Regions from separate parts of the Homo sapiens genome. Here all the other regions are linked to region 4. A link is a contact called in ENCODE Hi-C data. All regions are on one chromosome and are shown on one strand. Each heading gives the region's core, a stretch centred on a gene start or an enhancer-like site at or near the end of the contact. The rest is flanking DNA. Distances are from core to core; before and after follow the strand shown.

Evidence for each region. A loop is a pair of places that touch in the nucleus more often than their neighbours do. Pooled maps may share reads with other maps.
Region 1: a loop to region 4 is called in a map with no recorded cell type, with 3 times the contacts of the local background. The contact joins the enhancer-like site here to the promoter of SESTD1 in region 4. A Hi-C loop is called at or near these places in 2 of 37 single-sample maps with no recorded cell type and 2 of 50 pooled maps.
Region 2: a pooled map shows a loop between it and region 4 (2.5-fold over the local background). The contact joins the enhancer-like site here to the promoter of SESTD1 in region 4. A Hi-C loop is called at or near these places in 5 of 37 single-sample maps with no recorded cell type and 4 of 50 pooled maps.
Region 3: a map of breast epithelium shows a loop between it and region 4 (35-fold over the local background). The contact joins the enhancer-like site here to the promoter of SESTD1 in region 4. A Hi-C loop is called at or near these places in 1 of 168 maps with a recorded cell type or tissue (breast epithelium), 1 of 37 single-sample maps with no recorded cell type and 5 of 50 pooled maps.

Annotation. Positions count from the first base shown.
Region 1 is chr2:181,585,335-181,589,817 of GRCh38, reverse strand. All of the region lies in intron 2 of CERKL (CERK like autophagy regulator), which reads left to right. Among named protein-coding and RNA genes, the nearest start is that of CERKL, 70 kb to the left of the region's middle. Within about 2 kb of position 3,022, at least 2 of the 41 ENCODE cell types and tissues checked have a DNase peak (open chromatin) inside an H3K27ac peak, as active enhancers do.
Region 2 is chr2:181,310,186-181,314,547 of GRCh38, reverse strand. The region is part of intron 3 of LINC01934 (long intergenic non-protein coding RNA 1934); the gene reads right to left. Among named protein-coding and RNA genes, the nearest start is that of MIR4437, 6.7 kb to the right of the region's middle. RefSeq lists an enhancer at 1,631-1,680. Within about 2 kb of position 2,512, at least 7 of the 41 ENCODE cell types and tissues checked have a DNase peak (open chromatin) inside an H3K27ac peak, as active enhancers do.
Region 3 is chr2:181,778,883-181,783,283 of GRCh38, reverse strand. No RefSeq gene overlaps it. Among named protein-coding and RNA genes, the nearest start is that of NEUROD1, 100 kb to the right of the region's middle. Within about 2 kb of position 3,068, at least 8 of the 41 ENCODE cell types and tissues checked have a DNase peak (open chromatin) inside an H3K27ac peak, as active enhancers do; they include breast epithelium, where a contact is called at or near this core.
Region 4 is chr2:179,263,054-179,267,476 of GRCh38, reverse strand. It overlaps SESTD1 (SEC14 and spectrin domain containing 1), which reads left to right and starts at 2,645. Exons shown (of 18, transcript NM_178123.5): 1 at 2,645-2,978. RefSeq lists silencers at 2,544-3,163, 3,174-3,243, 3,352-3,515 and an enhancer at 3,844-3,913.

The sequences.
Region 1 (4,483 bases), core at 1,773-4,272, 2.3 Mb before region 4:
TTTGTGGAGTTAAATTTACACACTTTTTCTTTATTGGCTCTGGCTTTTGCATTGTAGTAAGACTTTCTTTACACTCAACTTATAGATAAATTCACCCATGTTTTCTTCTAGTACTTGCATAGTTGAATTTTAGATCTCTAGTCCATTTGGAGTTTATTTTTTGTATGGTAGAAGGTATTGATCCTATTTTTTCCCAAATAGTTGTTACCCAGTTGTCCCAAAACAAGTTATTGAAAAGTCCATCTTTGTCCCAGATAGACTGGAACAAAATGAATTAAAGACTTAAATATGAAGATTTTTACTTGTGTATCCTTTCTTCCTAGAAAGAAAACATAGGCGTAAAGCTTCATGACGTTGAATACTTCATGCCATTGGTCTGGCAATAATATTACTATTATGAAAGGTGGAAAAAGCTAACCCAAGTAACTTTTGAACACAGTACTTGAAATATATACTTTCAGTCTAGGGGCCAAAAAAAGAGCTGCCAATAAATCTTGAACTCATTTCAGCAAGTTTACTTTTCTTAGTGGTTTGGCTGCCACTTTTCTGAAAGTAGTTTTTATACATCATACAATTGGGCAAATGGGCAGATGCCTTGTTGTTGGGAGCCACAGTTCTTAATATGGTAGAAAGGATACACCAATAGAAATATTTATATTTAAGTCTGGCAATCATTTTTAAGATGTGAACTTGAACAGGCAACAAAAGCAAAAATAGGTACGTTGGATTACATCAAACCCAAAAGCTCTTCACAGCAAAGGGAACAGTCAGTTGAGTGAAGAGACAACCTATGGAATGGGAGAAAATATTTCTAAGCCACACATCTGACAGAGGGTTAATATCCAAGGTATATAAAGAACTGCAACAACTCAATAGCAAGAAAACAAATAACATGAATAAAAAATGAGCAAAGGATCTGAATAGACATTTCTCGAAAGAAGACATACCAATGGACAACATGAAAAAATACTCAGCATCACTAACAATCAGGGAAATGCAAATTAAAACCACAGTGAGATATCGCCTCACACTTGTTAGAATGGCTGTTATCAGAAAGATAAAAGATAAGTATTGGTGGGGTGTGGAGAAAAAGGAACTCTAGCCCACTGTTAGTGACAGTGTAAATTAGTATAGCTGTGATGGAAAAGAGAATGGAGGTTCCTCAAACAGTTTAAAGTAGAACTACCATATGATCCAGCAATTCCACGACTGGGAATATATCCAAAGGAAATCAGTATATTGAAGAGAACTGTATTTTAGTGATTATTGCAGCATTGTTCCCAATAGCCAAGATAAGGGATCAATCTGAGTATCTATCAATGGACAAGTGATAAAGAAAATATGGTGTGTATACACAATGGGATACCATTCAGCCTTTGAAGAGAAGGAAATCCTGTCATTTGCCACAACGTGGTTGAACCTGGAGGACATTAGCTGAGTGTAATAAGCCAGCCACCAAAAGAAAAATACCACATGATCTTTCCTATATGTGGAATTTTAAAAGTTGAACTCAAGGAAGTAGAATAGAATGGTAGTGACCAGGGGTATGCGATAGGCTGAGGGATCAAGGAGATGTTGGTCACGGGATACAGGATTTCAGTTAGATAGGAGGAAGAAGTTCAAGAGGTCTATTGTATACCATGGTGAGTATAGTTAATTATAAAGTATACTTGAAAATTGTTAAGAGTAGATTTTCTGTTCATACCACAAAATGATAAGTATGTGAGATAATGCATATGTAAATTGGCTCAATTTAGCCATTTCACAATGTATATATATTTCAAAACAACATGATGTACATGATAAATATACAGTTTATTTTTAATTAAAAATTTTAAACTCTCTAATTGGTCTTCAACATATAGTACACAAGTCTTTTCACGACTCTTTATAATGGAACATATGTTCTTGGAATGCTAAAAATTATTTTTTTTGGAGGCCCTGCAAATAACTAAAAATTTATCTTAAAAGCCACACCTAATTACTTACATATGATCCAGAAAGGATACTTTGAAAAAGCTTTTTAATTGATAAAATCATTAAGGTAAAACATATTCATAAAAGTGTTCTCTAATAATTTTATAATTTTCTAGTTCATGAAGGATTAAATATACAACTATCATTTGAATTGGATTTTTTATGAGGTTAATTGTATTTAAATGCTAATTATTTTAACTAATTTTGTGGTTGACTTCTATGTAGAGTAGGGAAAAAGAATTTCCTAAAGCCAGTTACGTATATCTCTTTTTAGTCTGGATTTTTAATTAGGAAAAGTGATATAGTTAAATAGGTCTACTCTATAGCATCTTCTAAAATGAGTAAAAATTCATTATATCAGGATAAAAAATGATAAAGATATATGGATGACACATTTGGCTGAATTTTTCTTCTTCGCTGTTCTCTTGCTCTCTATTTAAATAGTCTTAGCTCTTTTATCATTTAAATTCTGAAGTATTGAGGTGATTATTCCGGCAGCAGGTGATTCTGCTAATTACTGTTCAGTCAGTTTTAGCTATTAGAAACAGAGATATGTTTACATTGCTGGGCTGCATGTAAATTTAGAAGTTACATGGCTTTGTTTTTACTTTGACTTACGGCATTAAAATTATTTTCATCTGTGTATGTAAAGATCTGCATCTATAAGCTTTTGTGGATAATAAGGTGAAATTGATGCATTTTAATATAAATTGCCAATATAAAATATCTCTAACTCAGACCTCTACTGGAAAGTTGTCAAATCTTATGTAGGAAAGGCTTTTACCATCACTGTTACACATTAACTGGGCATAGTTTAATATTAATAGCTCCTGAGACTTGTGGTTAACTGAGGTTTCTATTTCCTGTGTTTGGGTTTTATCTTTGCAACAACTTGGTTGCTTTTCTGTGTAAAATAGTGGTGAATATACACAAGAGTATGACAAGGTTCTGGGCTCTTAACTTTGATGAACACCATGCCATTTCCATCATGCTGCACTCAAAACAGCACAGATGTGAGTCTGGGAGTGGCGTCCCTGCCGCTCTCATGAGCCTTTGTTTGGAGAACACCCTGATTAACCCCCACCCTTCACGGTTCATTGACTCACTGATAGATCAAGTTTAAACTAGTATATATTAGCACATTTGTTACCAACAGAGGAACAGTTGGCCATTCTGTTTTACATTGCTGGTTCATTGCAAACTGGCGTGCTAAAAAGGTCTGTACTCTAGAGTATGAATTGGGAAGTTACCAAAGGACTGAGAACCAAGTCAGTTGCATATTAATGTTGAATTATACCTATATTTTAATCTTGGATTGTCTACTTGGGGGATGCTTACACTGTTGTCAAGTTATGAATAAGTGATAATTACCACTTTGAAATTCATCTTTTTTTTTCAAGGAGTTTAGGGGATTTAGGTGTCTCAATATAGCTTTCATATTAAACAGTTTGTCATAATTGGATGAGAGCAGAGCAAGGTCATGACTACCTGATGCCTTGTGTTGGAGCATTTTAAAAATGTTTTCCAGAGAGTTATTTGTACCTAATGACTTTACATAAGTCCTTACATTATACTTTATTTCTAGGTCACCTAAAAATGTTAATTGTTTAGTCAAGAGGGTTAGGATGTGTGTCTGTTTTCTCATGAAAAAAATTAAGCTGTTCCCTTTTTATCAATTTTCTTGCAATCTAAAGGCTTTTTTTTCTTACCTTCCTAACCTAGTGACTAAGGTCATCTTATTGTTACAGTTCCTTTCATGGGAGATAGGTTTACTGCATCATTTGGCAGTTTCATAGGGTGAATTTTGTCTTGGCTTCATCTTTCCTTACTGGTTGTCATCCCCTGGGCCACCTGCTTTTTTGCATTTTCCTTTCTCTTGTGAGATGATGAAGCTCTGTGCCCCGATGGGGATGAGAGACAGCACTCTGAGTTCAAGTCTAGGATAAGGCAATGGGCTTGCTTTTCAAAACAAACTAGTGTCATACGGGCTGCTGCTTTCAGGTCCACTGTCTGATTTTATCACTGATGACTTGTTTCTGGAAGGCAAACTGATTTAAGTTCTGAGCAAAAGGGTCGGTGTTTATTTTCAATGCTACTATTAATTTAGAGTTTTAATTTAGAAAAGATTTTTTACCAGTTCTCAAATATGATTTTTCTATTGACTTTAAGTTTGTAGATATAAGGAGTAGACATGAGATAGAGACTGAATTGCTTTTTTGTTTTTAAAACTTGGCAGTAATAAGGGGTTGCTTGTTTTTTCATGCTAAATATTTTTTCTAAGGGATCTAGATACCTATCAGAAAACTTAACTTTGATAACTCTGGTTCTTTATTAAGTATTTTTGTCTTATTTTAGGAATTAATAGAAATAGTTGTAATTTTAGACTTCCTTTATAAAATACCAATTTAAAGAGAAGCTTTTTGCTTAAATGATTGTTTTGCAGTGTTGTGCTTTTGTTTTCTTTAATGCAGTTGAAATCGCAGCTTTATAACTTATTTTTTAATTT
Region 2 (4,362 bases), core at 1,263-3,762, 2.0 Mb before region 4:
TTTTTCCAGTTGTGGCCACTGAAGCTTTGAACACCTGCTTTCCCTTCTGGCTTTGTTACTCTCAATAAAGAAAGAGATTCCTGTTGAGAAGGAGGGAGAGGTTAAGTGTCCAGAAATACTGCTCTAAACCATGAAATTATAAAGGGAGAAAATCAACTAAAAAATAGCTTCACTTAAAGAGCTATTGTTAAGGGAAGGTTTCATTTTGGAATTTGTCCAAATAGTGTCTTAAAAGAAAAAACAGAGGCAAAAACTCAGCACTGTGAATGAATGTCTTCTCTGAGAATCTTCCTTTCTTTATGATTAATATTAATCTTATCATCATATAAGTTCTTTCTGAATACAATGAATGAATGAATAAATAAATAAAATATGGAACAGGTATGAGATGAGTGAGTGAGAAAGGGAGAGAGACCCTAAAAATAAAAAAGTAAGAGGAACACTGGGGAAATAATAGCTAAAGAAAAGGGTAGTGAGAGCAGATGACTCATTGAAAAAGAAAGCACATCATTAATAATATTTATAGGTCTACAGTCTCTAATAATGGATAATGATAAAACTACCCAGGTCATATGCCTTCTAGGAGTGTTCTGTGTGTTCGTCTCCAGAGTGACACAATGGGGTAATATCCCAAAATTTGGTAAAGTATCAGTTGTATATTATTTTCTTTGTCATGTCACACACATAATATTTAGGTTATATTACCTCATTTCAAAAATTATGGTTCTTTGTCTTTCTCTTATGTTCTATTATATCTGAATACCAGACCTAAAATGATTTCTCATTAGATAAAGTTGTAGCTGTGCTAAAAAGAAATTCTATATGAGAAAATTAACTTGACACGAGGAAAGGTTTGTAGATGTTTACCTATGTAAAATTAAGTACCCAAATCAGGAAACAGGAGAGAAAATAAAATGGATTTTATACTTGCTGTAAAGTAAATCAAAAGCATACTCAAATCTGAACGAATTTCCAAATTGTATGACTTTAGGGAATTTTCTTTTAAGCAAATATTTGATCTACACATTGATATTGCACTTCTGCACTGTACTATAAAATACAAAATTTCATAACTGACATAACTATTCTTTGTCTGTAATGTGTAATTTCACAAGTCCTTTGTCACAATCAGACATCTGTATGCTGTGTCTTATGATCAGGAAGAGAAAAGACAATGAAGCTAAAGAGGCCACCCAGAGTAAAAGAACGAAAGAGAGAGAGAGAAAGAGAAAGAAAGAAAGAAAGAAAGAAAGAAAGAAAGAAAGAAAGAAAGAAAGAAAGAGAGAGAGAGAGAGAGAGAGAGAGAAAGAAAGAAAGAAAGAAAGAAAGAAAGAAAGAAAGAAAGAAAGAAAGAAAGAAAGAAAGAAAACCCTGAAAGTTGTTTGTGTTCATTGAAATTTAAGATACGCCAAAGTGCCTCATTGAAAGAGAGAAAACTGTAGAAGACTGAGCAAAAAGCTGGTCTTCCTACTATATAATGTTGAGACTTTTTTTTTTTTTAATGTAAAGTGATTGTAATCACTTGCTCGAATAAAGAAATCTCATCACTCTGGCAACACACTTAACAAACTAAAGAAAAACAAATAATGGAAATCACAGCGTGAGAAAGCTGTACTTGAAATATGCACTTGAGTGTTAGCATCTCTGAACTTTCAGCAGAGTCCTGATTTCGAAGATGGTGACCCAGAGCATGGAGCAGGTGTGAGCCTGGTGACTTTTGCCATGTTCTTTTTTTAGAGTCTGCTGCTGGTATCACTTTTGTCTTTGCCTCTTTAGTCGATTTCCTCATTTGATTGGGTGATTTCTAGAACCTTCTCCAGCTCTCACATTGTTTAACCCTGTACGACAACCTCTTTGGGGTAGCTATAGTGTGACAGGAAACACTAGTAGAGGGGAATTCACCTCTGCTGACCATTGACCCACATTTCCATCCCCGCAAACCACACTTACCCAATACAATTCTCTTTTGCGGATAAACGAGCTAATGATCAGAGAAGTTGAGTAGCTTTCCTTACTCGGCTGAGGGACTGGGAAAGCTGAAAGTCCAGTCAGTCATTTATGGCCCCATAGAACATTTGCTCTCTCTATACCAGCATTAACATTTTATTTGACTTTGCCCAAAATTGTCTATGAAGATCTGATTTAAACAATCTTTAGATTACCAGAAATTCTTATAAAATTCTGATTTCCTCCTTTTGTTGCTGTTGAGCCCTCCATCTGATGTTCTGCTTTCCTGAGACGTGTTTACTTAAACCATTGAGAGTGTATGTTTCCTCAAAGACATATTTCTCCAGAGAAAGGCTGAAAATACTATTTTAAGAAAGCTATCATTTTCTTGAGGCAGGTGGATAAATATATTTATGTCTGCTTTTGTTTTTTACTCCCTATTATCTAAAAACAATACTCCGAGGTTTATGTAAATTAGAGTGAACTTTTGCAGAGGGAAAAGCCTTTGCAAGAAATACCGATTACAAGCTGCAGTTCTCCTCCCTGATCACGCCCCACCCTTAGCAGCTGCTTCTGCTTCTTCTAAGCATCTACATCCAGCACTGGGGCATTTAATCTTCTGGTTTGGAGCTGAACATCAGGGTGCAACCAGCCCTCCTACTATACATATGTAATAGAATTAATACGGATTGGAAATAAAAAGACTAGTCATCCCTCAGGCACTGTACTAGACATTGATGTGAACTAAACAGACTTGGACCTCTCCTGGAGGAGCTTAGAGTATAGGGCAGGATCATCCAGTAGCGTCCCCACACACCTTGTATGACTATTTAAACATAAATTAATTCAAATTAAATAGAATTTAAAACTAAGTTTCTCAGTCACACATTGGCCTAATTCAAAGGCTCAATAGTCACATATGGACAGTGGCTTCCCTAATGGACAGCCCGGATTTTAGAACATTTCCATCAATACAGAAAGTTGTAATGAACAATGCTGGTAAAATCTATCACTAGAAGCATGGAATAAAATCAAGGTTCACCTGCCAGGACAGTAACACCAAGTCAGTGCAGGAGAGAAATCCCCAAAAATGGGTTTTCAGGTTTGGCAGAGAACTTGGAAATAGATGTAAATGTACAGATATGCACATACATACCCAAGTTCAATATGTACCTGGATCTATTTCTAGAATTTCCATTCAGTTCCACTCATCAGTCTTTTTATCATGAGCTGGTGACACACTGTTTAAAAGATTTATAGTATAAAAAGATTTAAGTATAAAAGATTTATACTAGGTTTTAACATTTGTTATAACTAGTTCCCACTTACAGCTTTTCTTTTTAGTGTTTTTTTTTTTTTTTTTTTTTTTTTGAAACAGGGCCTCACTCTGTCACCCAGCCTGCTGGAGTGCTCACTGCCTGGCTCACTGCAACCTTGACCTCCCAGGCTCAAGTGATTCTCCTGCCTCAGCCTCCTGAGTAACTGGGACCACACTTGGTTATTATTATTTTTTTTAATGTTTTGTAGAGACAGGGCCTCACTAATGTTGCCTAGGCTGGTCATAAACTCCTGGGCTCAAGCAGTCCTCTCACCAAGGCCTCGCAAAGTGCTGGGATTATAGGCATAAGCCACCATGCCAGGCCCTATTCTTGTGTATGTATTTTTCTGCATAAACTTTAAAATAAACTTGTCTAGCTTCATAAAAACGCATGTTGATATTTTTATTGTACTTTTCATTTTTTCACATATTTTTGTTTGAAATATTTTTCCATATTTTAACCTGATTTTTTTTTCAGAGTATCTTTGGTTATAACATAGATTGCTATTTTTCTTTATAAAATGCAATTTTGGTAATAAATAATAAATTAATACATCCATGTTATGAATTAGTTTTCTTTTTTCATTTTATAAAATTTTAATTGAACTAAAACAAATATAACATTTTATACCTTTTTAAGTGTACAGTTTAGTAGTACACTATACTAAATCTATAGCAGAATTATGAGAGTTTTATATACCATCATTATGATAACAGTCTTATACTTGTATATATATTTACCTTTTATAGAGAGCTTTATATTTTCCTATGGTTTCATATGAAATCATATTATTTCATTGTTTCATTTTTCAATGTGAAGAATTCACTTTAGCATTTTTTTCTTTTATCATTACTTATTTATCTATTTTTAGTTCTGGGATATATGTGCAGGAGTGCAGGTTTGTTACATAGGTAAATGTGTGCCATAGGAAATAGTTATTTTCAACATCAAAATTATGTAAATAATATTTATTGAGCCTATTTTATATTAAGAACATTATATGTATTCTTAAATCCTCACAAATATAAAATATAAATTATTATCTATTTTATAGACAAGAAATCTGAAGCATGTAGAGATTAAGCCACTTGTCTAG
Region 3 (4,401 bases), core at 1,819-4,318, 2.5 Mb before region 4:
ATGTACCATTTGTATGCAGATAAATTTCAACATATATACCCAGCCCAAACCTGGACTCTGAAATCCATAATGATACATCTGATTGACACTTCAACATCTCCACTTACATATGGCACAGACAACTGAAACTCAATATGTCTAATTCTGAAATCCGTTTTGCATCCAAACCTCCTTTCTGCTAGTGTTTCCTAATGAAAAGTGCACGACTTATTCCCTATTGCACTTGCCAGAAACCAGAGAACAGGGTTGGACCAAAACCCAGACAATAGCAAACCATTTGTTCAACATTTATTTAGTGGGTGTATTAGTTTCCCAGGGCTGCCATAACAAATTATCACAGACTTCTTGTCTTAAAACAACAGAAATTTATTCTCTCATAGTTCTGGAGGCCAGAATACTGAAACCAAGGTGTCAGCAGGGTGAGTTCCCTTTGAAGTCTGTAGGGAAGAAAGGTTCCTTGACCTTTCCAGCACAGGAGGTGGCCCCAGGCCTTCCTAGGCTTGCAGCTGTATAACTCTAATCTCTGCCTCAATCTTCACACAGCATTCCTCCCTGTGTCTCTGTTTCCTTTACTCTTCTTATAAGGACACCAGTCATTGGACTTAGGGCCCACCCTAAACCTAGGATGATTCTATCTTGACATCTTTAACTAGTTACCTCTGCAAAGTCTCTTTCTAAATAAGGTCATATTTTAAAGTTCCAAGTGACATAAATTTTGGGAAGGGCACTATTCAACTTACTACAGTGGGAGTAGAAAGGAAAAATTTCATAAGTGAAAAAATATAGATAGAAACATCCTCATTTCCAGTGGCCAAAGCAAGAAAATATTCTGGGGGGAAAATGACAAAACTCATTTATTTCACAGTTTCCACAGTGTTTGTTATCTCAAATTGTATTTTTTTCCTTTGCTCCAAACTTAATAATTTACTGTTCAGTATACAGAAGGACTTTAGAGTAGCACTTTCCAGTTGAAAGTCTTGAATCTCACTTTAAAGCATAACATAAGAACACTGTTACATTGACAGATCTCTGTCAATGTGTAAGTGCTTGCAGAAAACTTTGATTTTTTTCCTCTTGATTGTGTGCTACATATATGTTTATTATATAATTTGTCAAATATGTGTTTATCAGCCCCTATTTGAATCAAGTTCCAAATGAGCAGAACTCAAAGTTTTATTCCATATACAGAAAAAAAAAAAAGTGCATCCCTTGTACAGTTTGATGTGCAACAGATAACCCATTCATCTTGGTTTGCCCAGGATTTTCCTTTTAGCACTAAAAGTTCAATATCCTGAGGACCCCCTCAGTTAGTTAATCACCCCACTGTACAGTTAATTTGCCTTGATGTGCAACATCTCATTATCTCCACCTGCAAGAGAAGTCCTTTCTATCCCTCATCCAGAGCTCCCATTCCTTCCTGATTGCATATCCAGGGATTCGTTAATGCTTAGGAAAATGTTGGAGTCCAGGAAAAGGGAATATTGCCTACCTTGGACTCTGTCAAAGCCCTGATAACAGGGAATGATACTAGTGGCTTAAGAACTTGGCCTTGGAAACTTGTGAGTAAAGGATACAAGCTGATAGCAAACCCCAGCTCCTGTAGCAACCACAGAAACCAAGGTAGCATCCTACTCTATGGAAGCAAATATTCAGGGTGGGGAAGTGCTTCCCATCTTCAGTGATATGTGGGCACATCCTGGTGGATTCCTCCCACAGGGTGGCCATGCCTTGTGAGTTATAGCTCTTTCAAGTTTTGGCTAACTCACTGGTGTTGAACAGTGTAAATTCAGGTTGTATTGTACTTATCTTGCTGGGCACTGCTTTGTTGCTCATTAGCCATGAAAAGTCTTTATGAATGCTGGGTTCTAGGGATCTCACTGGGGAGGAGGCAGGGAGTGAGTGGGCTTAAGAAAGGGGAAGTGCTGCCTATGCCCTAAAGGTTGCCTCAGAACCCTGCACAGGCAAGGCCCACTGTTCCAATGGCTACCACTAGGACTACAGCAGAGCCCTGCCACAGAGGCTCCTAGGGGAAAGGCACCCCCACCTCTGCCACCACAAACAGTGTCATACTCAGCCATGGGTTTTTATTCCCTGCCTGGCAAGAACCCAGGGGATTTATAGCCCTGGTGCTCAGCCTTCTCACAGCTCACAGCCACCTGCTAGGTACTTACTACCTCCTCATGGACCCCAGATCACCATCTTTCCAACTCCTTCCCTCTTCCCAACTTCTTCCCTCTCCTGGGTGGCAACTCCTCTTTAAAAATTGAGCTTTCTTTCCTTATATCTGTCATCTTAAAGGAAGCCACCTTGGTGATTGGCTGGTGATTTCCTGTTTCCATTCATATTGTGACTTATTGCTAAATCATCTCCTAAAGGAAGGAAAGCAAACCTCCAGTTTAATATCTAGCTTTGTGCCCTTTCTTTATAGTATCTTAGTAAATGATTGATAGAAAAACTAGAGTCATGGCTACAAGGAAAACATCAAGATGAGTTCCAGGTGTCTATAACAGAAGAATGGTGTGGTAGTTCTTCCAGGCTTCTATAACAGAAGAAATGGTTCTGTAGGAATGGTACTTTTGTAGTGAAGACATAGGATTCTTTTGCTCCTTCTAGTCATAAACACCCTTGGTTTGGGTCCAAGAACTGATTTCCTTTACACTAAAATACCCTCCTGGGATTGAGTAGAGTCCAAGGCTATGGGTTCATTTACTTGAACAGTACTACTCCTTTGTCTTAGATTCTTGCCATTTTGTCAGAGCTCAGCAGCAGTTAATCTGATGCTATATGCAGCTGCTGTTTGCTTGTTTTTTCTATCCACAGCTTGAGCTATCCATTTGTTTATTTTGGTTCTTTTTAAAAGGCCCTCTTTGTGGTCTTAGCACTGCAAGTAGATGGAGTGGAACAAGGAGTTAATGTGTAAAGTTTTTCATCTTCAGAGAGTTTCATTTCAAACTAATTCTGGGTCACATGTGCACTGAGTTCAGTTTTTGTTTGGATACAATGCTGCAGCTTGGAGAGAAAGAACAGGAAGTGGGACATTCCAGCCCCCAGGCAGCAGCTTCTGCTTGTCAAGCCTTTCTTGACAATAAGGTCACAGACATTTAGTAAAGGCGGCTCTGGGAAGTAATTTACAAATTATGCTAGGAGCAACAACAAAAAAGGTTTATTATTGAACTAGGGATGATATATGCACATTAGCAGAAATCAGGTTTTAAAATAAGTTTAACTCCAATCCATGTATCAGGAGACTGTGCCAATTACAGAGAGAGAAACTTTAGGTGGGAGGGAAACCAAGGCCAGAAGTAGAATCATACTCCCTGCAAATCATCTGCGTGTGCAGAGGACATTAAGGAGGATAAGTAAAACACTCTTTCCAGGTTGTCAAGGCTAGTAACTAGAAAACTGAGGAAAGAGCTGCTCTTAAAGATACAATGAAACCCATTCAAGTTTCAGCCATGAAGTGACCTTGGAGGGCAAGAACAGCCATCAACCCTAGGTTGGTGCTTTCTGAATAAGGAAGCCAACAGGAAGACATAAAGCATGGCTGCAGCTCCTACAGATATAATGTGACAAAACATGCATTCAGGTCAAAGTATGATTGATCACCTTCTGGTCTTTCCTGAAGTCTGGGGTTGACAAGCTCTTAGCATTAAGTAACTGTTTCCTGTTTCTTTCATTCCATCTCTGGGAAGGTCCCAGCATACATTCTATATCATTCCACCCACTGACAAGGAGACCCTGTGTGGGCCTTGATGAACCGGAAATGAGCTCTGACATCTTTCCTGAATTCAGAAGAGGCAGTGCTGTCTTTGGGGAGGAGACTCAAATACCATCTAGGGTCATGATGATGAGTTTGTGGTTAACTTAACATAGCCCAATTTCTCAGTTATGCTAATGGTCAAATTATGGTCAGACTGTCAACATCTTCAAAGAGAAAAGATGGCAGATAATGTACTTTCTCATTGTAAGCATAGTTTATCAGTCTAATGTTCCACAAAGAATCTGCATGTACCTGAATCAAACGTTCTAACCAGGCCAAGAAATCATTCACAGAGTAAAAATGGAAACTGTCAAGTTCATTACAAATCACAGCTGCTTGGGAAATTAGTGAACTCTTATTGATGTCTTTTTTTTTTTTAAGCAAGAAGGGATAATCTGTCAAATGAAATTGTTTATGGATTCAAAATTACCCAGGTCACCAGTTAGTTATTATGCTCAAGATGGTAGCCTATTCTTAAAGGGACACAATATCCTGCTAGTCTCCCAGCACATTGTGTTATTAGTAATGCCATTTGTGTTTGAGCTAGGAGGAAATCCAATGTCAAATGAAAAGGGTTTCTCCTTTTCATGAATTAGCCTTTCTTTAGCCACGCCATCAAAAAAGTGAGGACACTGCTAATT
Region 4 (4,423 bases), core at 1,396-3,895:
ATAACATGATATTTATGAACGGTATGGGGTGGTAGAAAAATAATGTGATATCAAACTGAATTTTGAAATATCTTCATTAGGATGCAGAAAATTGTACTCCTCTACTCCTTCCTTTATACTTGGAATATTGTATTCAGTTCTAGGTGCCACATTTTAAGAGACACTGGAGAATGTTTAGATAAATGCGTATGGAGACGAATGAGATGTGAATAAAAAGTGGGTGGAGAAGGCACACATTGTGACTGCTGACTTCAAATGTTTACAAGGCTGCATATGGGGGGGAACCATGCTGTTCTGTATTAAACAATGTTAGTACTAGGTTCAGACTCACTGGACACATTCATACGCATTGCATTCATATTTACAATAATGATTTAAGGTGCTATTATTATCATTTTCTCCTTTTAGAATGGAGCAAACTCATACTTGGAGCAGTTTTGTGCTTTTCTAAGGTCACACAATTAGGAAGTTATAAGCCCAGGATTTGACCAACTTCTTTGGAGTCTAAGTCCAGTGGTGTTTCTACCAATACTGTAGCTACTTACCAAATGTATACAGAGACAGATTTTAGTTGAACATAGAAACTAGCAGGACTGTTTAAAAATGAAAACTGTTGTGAGGTCATGAATGGTTTCCTATCACTTGGAGTTCAAACATATGCTGGATAGCTACATTGCAAGGATCTAGCATATATATATTTACTTTTATAATAAAATATTAAAAACAAATGCTAATCATAGAGCCAAAGAAACTCCAGAAGTAAAGCCTCATGACTATAAGTGATTGAGCTAAGTTCATTCAGTAGTTATTGGAAAACGTAGCATCCAAATTTCATTCTCTGAATTTATAGTTTAATGTTTTTTCCATTATAGCAGTTACCTCTTATCTAACACCTAGGTAATACAATGTGGAACCAGAAGTATGTAAAGAGGAAGGGCAGGGATATTTTGTGAATTATTATAATGGATTGCTTGGCATGCTCTTGTTTTACTAGGATAAGCAAAGAATGTGAATGGTAGTTGGAGAGAGTTTAAAATGATAAGCAGAGAATGCCACATAGTAGAGAAGGGAAAAACAGAATACCACGGAAGGCTAAAAAAGGCTGGGACTGTGGACTTCCCTGTATTTTCTTTTCGTTGAGTAGATGCTCAACATCTATTTGTTGGGATGGAAAATTATTTCAACGCTTCAGCAAACAGTTAAAGAGAACCTTTTTTGTGCTGAGCACTGTGCTATGTTCTGGGGAGCAAAAAAAATGAACTAGACAAAATCCCTGTCCTTTTAAGGAACACACAGTCTAGGAAGAAAAGGCCACCAAGCAAAGCAACAGGAAAAAAGCAAGTATTAAAGATTATCATAGGGAATACTGTAGATAGACGATTTTATGAAAGCAGAGAGAAAAAGAGTATTTAATTCATTGTAAATGTGTGGGGTAAGGATACAGATGTGGTGAAAGGAGATGATGTCAGGGAAGATTCCAAGGAGGAAGGGATGCATTATCTTCATTATCTTGAAGGACAATAGGAGTTCAACTGGTTAAATGAGGGATGGATTTCAGGTGGGGGAAAACTACAAGGGCACAAAGACAAAGTCTGTTGAATTTGTGTGATACGTAGATATATTAGGAGTTGAAGCTGGAGCCAAGGAGGTCAATAGATCAGATTTTAAATGGCTTTGTAAACCATGGTAATGAGTTTGAACCTGATTCAACCAGGTGGAGAGACTTTGAATGATTTTAAAGAGGGACGTTTCATGCTTAGCTCTGTCTTTTTGGAGCATTCTCTCTGGCAGTTATATGGAACTGAAGCAGCAGTGAAGTTAAAGGCTTGACCTAGAGTGGCAAAGAGGTGGAAGTCATGGAGACAGACTGATATTCACAGAATTAAGAGGAAGAATTAATCCACGGGATTTTAAGTCAGAAAACTTTAGTGGAGAGAAATTTGGTTGCTTAGTTGTTGGAATAGGAAGATTTTATCAACGGAATTAGGTGATACTGAAGTGAGTGGCTGAGTGAATAATATGGAAGTCTTGAAATTGGGACCACACAGCTGCTCTGATCTGGTGTGAATTTGCTGATGACTCTTTTGAACTGAATTCAGGAAATGACATACAAATGATTTGCGCAATAAAATGAAAACAAGGACTCTTAAGTCAGTATACTTGGAGAAAAATAACTAGGTTGGTAAAAATGGGGAAGTAGCCATTATCAGGGAGCCCCATTGTGGATTAATTTTGGACTGTCCAGTGGAAAGATCCTCAAAGCAAAACAAATGCCCTGAATCCAGCCCTTCCTCACCGCAACCCTTTCCCTTTCATCTGCCTTCATCCTTCAGCCACACCACCGCTTGGCAGTGAGTACTTGGGAGCAGCTCTTGGAGACTTTGTACTCGAACCTTCGAACTCCAGCATGAGGCCAGAGGAAATAAATGACCTGCCAGGGTGTCAAGTAACGGACCCTCTCTTAAGCCCAGACTTCTGACTCCAGATCTAGGTACCCTTCCACTCTCCAAGACTGCCTCCCGCCTGGGGAGCCTGGGCCTCGGCTAGGGGTGGGGACGGCAGGGTCCGTCCGGAGCGCCAGAGTCCCACTCGCGCCCAGCCCTCAGCCCCAGGCCCGGTTGGACGCCCCGCCCCGCCCCGCCTCCTTCCTCCTTCCCGCGCCGGGCGGGTTGCTGTACCGCCGTCACCCGGGCGCGCGCGGGGTCGCGCGGACGCGGCTCGGGCCGCGGGTGCCGAGAGGTCGCCGGGCCACCCGCACCCCCGCTCCCCGCCTGACGCACGGAGGGGCCGGGACGCGATTTGCCGCGAGTGACTGGAGCCGCAGCCGTCGCCGCTGCTGCCGCCGCCGCCCGGGCCCGCTCCGCCCCCAGCCCGCCTTCCTCCCGCCGCGCCCTCCGCCTCCGCCCGCACCTCGCTAGCGTTCCCCTGTCTTCCCCAACGCCCCGGAGCCGCCGGCCGCTAGCGTCAGCGCCAGCCAGGTGAGTGTGGCCGCCGCTCGGCCCGGGCGGGAGAAGCGCGCAGGCCCCGCGGCCGGGTGGCCGGCTTGGGCCGGTGCAGTCGGCGGCGGCGGCGGTAGCGGGCCCGGCTTTCTTCCCCTGCGCGGGCCGCGGGGCGGAGGGGCTACGCAGTGAAGGAGGGGCGCCCCCGCCCCGCCACCGCCTCTGCTCCCAACGCCCCGACCGCCCCCACCGCCTTGCCGCCACAGACAAAGCGCCGGAGGTGGGAGCCCTGCGGGCCGCCTTTGCCTCCGCGCCGTCTGCCGGGTGCGGCCGCGGCCCGCAGAGACCGGGCCGCGCGCTTTTCCGTTCCTGAGCGCCCTTGTTCATTTCTGGGTGAAAGGGACCCGAATTGTGCAACAGGTTTGGGCGTTAGTCCTTATTTTCCAGCGGGTCTCTTTTGCCAGCGTGCAGGAACCAGATGTGGCTCCCTGCTCTCGGGCGAGTCCCGCGTCCAGCGCCCGCGACTGGCTCCTTTGTGTGACCGGTGACCGGCCCTGTCGGGTGGGTGGAGGACACGGGCTCGAGGCCCCAGGGCTGCGCCGAGGCTCCTGGACGCCTCCTCAGGTCGCGGGGCTTGGCTTCCACGGGCCTGCCAGAGGTTAACATCCCTCCAGCGTTTGGGAGAGTCACAAAGGGGAGGAGAGAGAGGGTTGGCCAGGGTCTGTGGTTGTGTTTATTTTTCTATTTTAGGTAGACTCATATTAGAAAAGAGCCGCAGTCTGACCAGCTCTTGAGGGTACGGGTGGGATTTCACCCTGGGATGCACGGTTTGGACTTGGCTGTTGCTCTGACAGCCCCCGTGGTTTTCTTGGTGCTTTGACATCTTTCTCTTACACACAGACATCGCGGGAGAAGTTGGGAGTGCTGCCGAGGGAGTAACTAGATAGCAGCTGTTTGACAGGTCGTCTCTTACTTCACGTTTTGCTTGTGTCAAGCATGCCCACTATGTATCCCAGCATAGCTTGGCAAACCGTCAAATTTAAATTGCCACTCAAAATCCTAATCCTTATACATACCTACATACACAGACACACATATATCTATATACTTTTTCTGTTTTGGCTGGCTAAATCTTATTAATGTGAGAATTTTTCCTCCCAAGGAAGAATGCATAATAAGGTACAATTTATCTTTGGTTACATACCTTGGTTAAGTTATGCCAATACCTAGCTGGTTTCATTGGTATGCTATTTTAGTTTAACAATACTAATTCCTTTAGCTTTGAGCAGTAAAATACGTCTTTGTTCTAGGACCAGGAAGCTTTTATACGTAATACTTTGCCCCATGACTAAATACGTGAAAAAATTCCCCAAGGACCTAGAAAGCATTTCACAACTCTATAGGCTGTTTTTATGTTCCAAATTCCAGGAAATCGTTTTGTTGAATATTTATTCAAACATTCTGGACTAAATTTAACCTTAAAA